Linked DNA regions of Homo sapiens: region 2 is linked to region 1. A link is a loop called in an ENCODE intact Hi-C map of the cell type or tissue named here. Cell type or tissue: heart left ventricle. All regions are shown on one strand. Links, peaks and the distances in the headings refer to the core of each region. The heading gives the core; the rest is flanking DNA.

Region 1 (2,818 bases), core at 312-2,811:
CGCCTGTAGTCCCAGCTACTTGGGAGGCTGAGGCAGAAGAATCGCTTGAACCCAGGAAGTGGAGGTTGCAGTGAGCCAAGATCGCGCCACTGCACTCCAGCCTGGGCGATAGAGCAAGACTCCGTCTCAAAATAAATAAATAAATGAAGACTTAAAATCATAAGTGCTAGCTTTACAATATTAATTTTTAAAAGATAATAGCCAGCCATTGAGCATTATTGCCTTCCCTTGTGTGTGAAAAAAGAAAACATAACATGTAACTCTGAATAAATATAGAGTTAAAAAAATAATTTCAACTTCTGTTTTAGATTCTGGGGCTACATGTACAGATTTGTTACACAGATATATTGCACGATGCTGAGGTTTGGATTACGAATGATCCCCTCACCCAGGTAGTGAACATAGTACCCAATAGTTAGTGTTTTCAACCCTTGCCTTCCTCCCTCCATCTCCCCGCTAGTAGTCCCAGTGTCCGTTGTTGCCATCTTTATATCCATGAGTACCCAATGTTTATCTCATACTTGTAAGTGAGAACATGCAGTATTTAGCTTTCTGTTCCTGTGTTAATTTGCATAGGATAATCGCCTCCGGCTGCATCCATGTTGCTGCGAAGGACATGATTTTGTTCTTTTCTGTGGCCACATAGTATTCCATGGTGCATATGTACCACATTTTCTTTATCCAGTCCACCATTGATGGGCATCTAGGTTGAGTCCATGTCTCTGCTATTGTGAATAATGTTGCGATGAACATATGAGTGCATGTGTCTTTTTGGTAAAATGATTTTATTTTTAATATATACCCAGTAATGGGATTGCTGGGTTGAATGGTAGTTCTAAGTTATTTGAAAAATCTCCAAACTGCTTTCCATGGTGACTGAACCAATCTATATTCCCACCAACAGTGTATGAGCCTTCCCTTTTCTCCACAGCCTTGCCAGCATCTGTTTTTTACTTTTTAACAATATCCATTCTGACTGGTATGAGATGGGATCTCATTATGGTTTTGATTTATAGTTCTCTGATGATTAGCGATATTGAGCATTTTTTCATGTTTGTTGTCCACTTGTATGTCTTCTTTTGAGAAGTGTCTATTCATGTCTTTTGCCCACTTTGTAATGGGACTATTTGTTTTTTGCTTATTAAATTGCTTAAGCTCCTTATAGATTCCTGGATATTAGATTTTTGTTGGATGCGTAGTTTGCGATTATTTTCTCCTATTTGTAGGTTATCTATTTCTTCTGTTAATAGTTTCTTTTGTTGTGCAGAAGCTCTTTAGTTTAATTAGGTCCCACTTGTTGATTTTTGTTTTTATTGCAGTTGCTTTTGAGGACTTAGTCATAAATTCTTTCTGAAGGCCGACGTCCAGAATGGTGTTTACTAGGTTTTCTTTTAGGATTTCTATAGTTTGAGGTTTTATGTTTAAATCTTTAATCCATCTTGACTTAATTTTTGTATATGGTGAAAGGTAAAGGTCCAGTTTCATTCTCCTGCTATGACTGGCCAGCTATCCCGGCACCATTTATTGAATAGGGAGTCTTTTCCCCATTAATGCTGGTATTTTAAAAGGGCATGAAGATGTTGGCCTATAGTATGCCAACCTTTTCATTTCAGTTACTCCCCACCCCTCATAAAATACTTTGTTTACATTATGCCCTGTAGATGGCAGTACTTATATGAAAAATGTAAGTTTAGAAAGAGCTTTGAGAATGATTAGCAGGTGGGGTCTTTAATGAGAAAGGCTTAATTGACATGTTCTTTGTCAATTTTTTTCATTCACTGGATTTTTTTCAAACAATCACAAGCTTTCTTTATCACTCATGATGTTTCCATTGAGTTTTCTTTCACCATCGCCTGACCTCCCTAGACCCCACTTTTGTTTCAGAAATCACATGTTACACAATCATTTTCTCTTTAGAGGGCAGTGATTAGAAACTAGTTGATTACATATATGATAGGATCCTGTGTAAACTTCTGGGTACATATTTTTTTTCTCAAGAAGCTCGAGTGCCAGCCAGATGTCATTACTGTAAATTCTTTTTTTTTTTTTTTTTTTTGAGACCAAGTATCACTCTGTGGCCCAGGCTGGAGTGCAGTGGTGCAATCTCTGCTCACTGCAACCTCTGCCTCCCAGGTTCAAGCAATTCTCCTGCCTCAGCCTCTCTAGTGGCTGGGATTACAGGTATGCGCCATAACTCCTGGCTCATTTTTGTATTTTTAGTAGAAACGGGTTTCGCCATGTTGCCCAGGCTGGTCTCTAACTCCTGGACTCAAGCAATCCACCCGCCTTGGCCTCCCAAGGTATTGGGATTACAGGCGTGAGCCACCACGCCCAACCCATTACTGTAAATTCTGATAGAGATGGGGAAAGCAGTATCACATAGCTTTCAAATATGATTTCATTACAAATCTACAGTTATAGGGTCAATCAAGTATATCTTTGAGCGGGAGAAAGTAACTCATTCAGGAATATGAAAAGCTGTCTTGTTCTCCCTAAACATTGGGGATTTTGACTGTGGGATTCATTTAGTAAGTATTCATCGAGTACTTATATGTTAGGCACTGTGCTGGGTAGGTATCCTGCATTACAATTATGAAAGGACATAGTCCGTACTCTCAGATATGCCTTTTCAAGTTAGTGAAACCTGGTGATTCTTGTGAAAGAGGTATGTGGAAGATACGGTAAAAGCACAGAATAGGAATAGATGGTTATGGCAGATATTACCAATTAATTACAACACACTTTTCTTCCAAGTCTGCTGGTCTCAAACTCCTCCACAACACTTGAGAAGCTGGTATTGTTCAATCAAAGAAGACAT
Region 2 (2,818 bases), core at 228-2,727, 73 kb after region 1:
ATAAGGACTGTAAGAAAAGCAGGTTTATAAAGAGGAAGAGTTTATTTTTAGACATGTCTGTGGCTAATAGGCATAGGTATTTGAAGAAATAGACATTTGTAATTATAAGTCCAGAGCTAGAGATGACAGATTAGTAGTGATTATCTAGGTTATAGCTAAATCTCTGGTTTAGGGTAAAATCATCCAGGGATGGAGAAAATAATAGAATTCTGGGAAATACCAGTATTTCAGGAGCTGGCTGAAGAGATGAAAGCAGTGAAGAAGATTGAGAAGGGAAGTTCAGAGAAGTAGGAGAGGAAGAGTAGGAATGATATTCTTAACAAAGAACTTTAAATTTGGCTGAGCGCAGTGGTTCACACCTATAATCCCAGCACTTTGGGAGGCCGAGGCGGGTGGATCACTTGAGGTCAGGAGTTTGAGACCAGCCTGGCCAACATGGTAAAACCCCGTCTCTACTAAAAATACAGAAAAACTAGCTGGGTGTGGTGGTGTGTGCCTGTAATCCCAGCTACTCAGGAAGCTGAGGCAGGAGAATCGCTTGAACCTGGGAGGCAGAGGTTGCGGCGAGCCAAGATTGCTCCACTGCACACCAGCCTGAGTGACAGAGTGAGACTCCATCTCAAAAAAAAAAAAACTTTAAAATCCAGTTGCTCAGTTACACTAGCCACATTTTATGTGCTCAATAGCCACATATGACTAGTGACTATCATATTGGACATTGCAAATATAGAACATTGCCAGCATCACAGAAATTTCTGTTGGACAGCACTGGTCTATATAAAGAACGAGGGCCCCCTTAATGAATCCTGGCAAATTCACAGGTGCATTCTCTGTTGAGAAGCATTTTTTATATGTAAAATGTTTTTTATTTTGTGAGACAAAAGTTTATGTGGTAGGGAAGATACTCTTTTGTGGCTTTTACCTTTTGCATTATTTAAGCAATAAGCATGTATTCATTTATTTAGTTCAGGGATGACAGACACAAATGCTTACACAGACCAGATAAGTAATGCCAGTGAGTAAAACAGGCTGAGTGAAAGATAACAGGAAATGGTGGGACCTGTGGAAAACTGCAAAACACCTGCTCAGCTTAGGTGATTTTTTTTTTCTTTGTGGCCAGTTGCTATGTGGGATTGAAGATCAAGTGTTACTAGAATTTTTTTTTTTCTAGGAAAAAATCACATCTCTAAAGACCCTCTGCCTGCTTTTGCCATATAAGGTAACATTCACAGGTTCCAGGGACTAGGACATAGATATATTTTGGGGATGCATTTACCAACCTACCAGAGGGTTAATGATTTTATTGGCTCAAAGAACCAGTTTTTGACTTAGCTGGTTTTTCTCTTGTTGTCTGTTACTGTTTCTTGATTTCTGGCCATGTTGTCCAGGCTGGTCTTAAACTTCTGGGCTCAAGCGATCCTCCCCATTCAGCCTCCCAAAGCAGTGGGATTACAAGCATGAGCCATCACACACAGCCAGAATCACTACAAATTTAGTGGTGTTTAAACAACACACACTTATTATGTCATAGTTTCTTTATGTTTTTCATTTGTTTTTCTCTGTTTTCAAAATTTTTTCTATTTTTGGTTTTCAGACATTGGACCATAATGAATCTATATGTGATTTTCTGTTTTCATTTTGCTTGGAGTTTTCTGAGGTTCTTTAATCTGAAATTTTTTTGTCTTTTGCCATATTTTTAACATTTTTAGCCATTATTTCTTCAGATTTTGTTTTCCGATTCTTTGCTCTCCATATAGGACTCCAGTTGTACATATCTTACACATTTTGATGTAGACCCACAGATTCGTTGTTTTTTTCAACTATTTTTTCTGCCTTTTTAAGATTGGATCATTTGATACATTTTCATATTCACTCACTCTTTCCTTTCTCATCTCCATTCTACAGTTACGTCCATTTGGTGAATTTTTAAATTTTACGTATTATATTTTTCAGTTCTACAATTTCCTTTTGCTTCTTTCATTTTTTCTTTGCTGAGATTTCCTATCATTTTTCATTTTGAGAACATTTTCCATCATGTCATTGAGCATAGTTATAATGGTTGTTTTTAATTCTTTGCTAATACAGCAACATCTGGGTCGTCTCAGGATTGTTCTTTTTGAGAATTAAACACAATATTCCTGGTTTTTGTTGTTTGGTTTTGGTTTTGGTTTTTTAGTTTGACTTGATTTGTTTTTTGGTATATTGAGAGTTCCGGATTGTATCCTGGACATTTATGAATGTTATTTTATGAAGACTGTGGATTCTGTTATATTTCTCCAAAGAGTATTGACTTGTTTTGTTCTAATAGGCAGTTAATTTGGTTATTCTCAAGCTACAAAGTCTGTCTCTTGGGTGGCATCTTAAATCTCACTCGGTTTCTTTTATCCTTAACTAGGCCGCTTGGAGTCTGCCTTGTGTGTGTTGTTATGGAATCTGCTAGAGATTTGGGCAGTGTTTATATATAGAAGTTGGGACTCTCACTCTCTAGTGCTCTGGTTTCTCTCCCTTGTTTTCTGGCAGCTATTGTTACCCCAAACTGTTCTCTAGTTCTTCAGGCCAAAAAGACTGAGTTTTCTGTGGGAGTTCAGCCTTTACTGCTCTCAGATTATGAGCCACAAAAATGGGAAACTCAACTCATGCCATTCCTTTCTCCCAACTGTTGACTTCCCCTCTAGAATCTGACTTTGTGGTGTCTTTAGGTAGTTGTTGTTTTGTTTAGAGTTAGTACTTTTTATTTGTGGAGGGCTGATCTGATAGAAGCTTTATTAGCCATATCAGGATCAGAATCAAGAAGCACTTTGAAAGTTGTACAGCTAGT

The links. Peaks named below come from ENCODE experiments on the same cell type or tissue, not always from the same donor. Only the 100,000 strongest peaks of a DNase experiment are listed, where the experiment ranks them.
Region 2: a loop joins it to region 1, with 3 times the contacts of the local background. A loop is called at or near these places in 9 of 110 quality-filtered maps.

Annotation. Positions count from the first base shown.
Region 1 is chr14:35,228,015-35,230,832 of GRCh38, forward strand. The region is part of intron 5 of PRORP (protein only RNase P catalytic subunit); the gene reads left to right. All of the region lies in intron 5 of PRORP-PSMA6 (PRORP-PSMA6 readthrough), which reads left to right. Among named protein-coding and RNA genes, the nearest start is that of PSMA6, 63 kb to the right of the region's middle. In heart left ventricle, for the core only: a CTCF peak has its summit at 1,667 (motif pointing right); no DNase peak of the experiment used is centred there.
Region 2 is chr14:35,300,886-35,303,703 of GRCh38, forward strand. All of the region lies in intron 1 of PSMA6 (proteasome 20S subunit alpha 6), which reads left to right. The region is part of intron 9 of PRORP-PSMA6 (PRORP-PSMA6 readthrough); the gene reads left to right. Among named protein-coding and RNA genes, the nearest start is that of PSMA6, 9.9 kb to the left of the region's middle. In heart left ventricle, for the core only: no CTCF peak of the experiment used is centred there; no DNase peak of the experiment used is centred there; H3K27ac peaks cover 235 bases.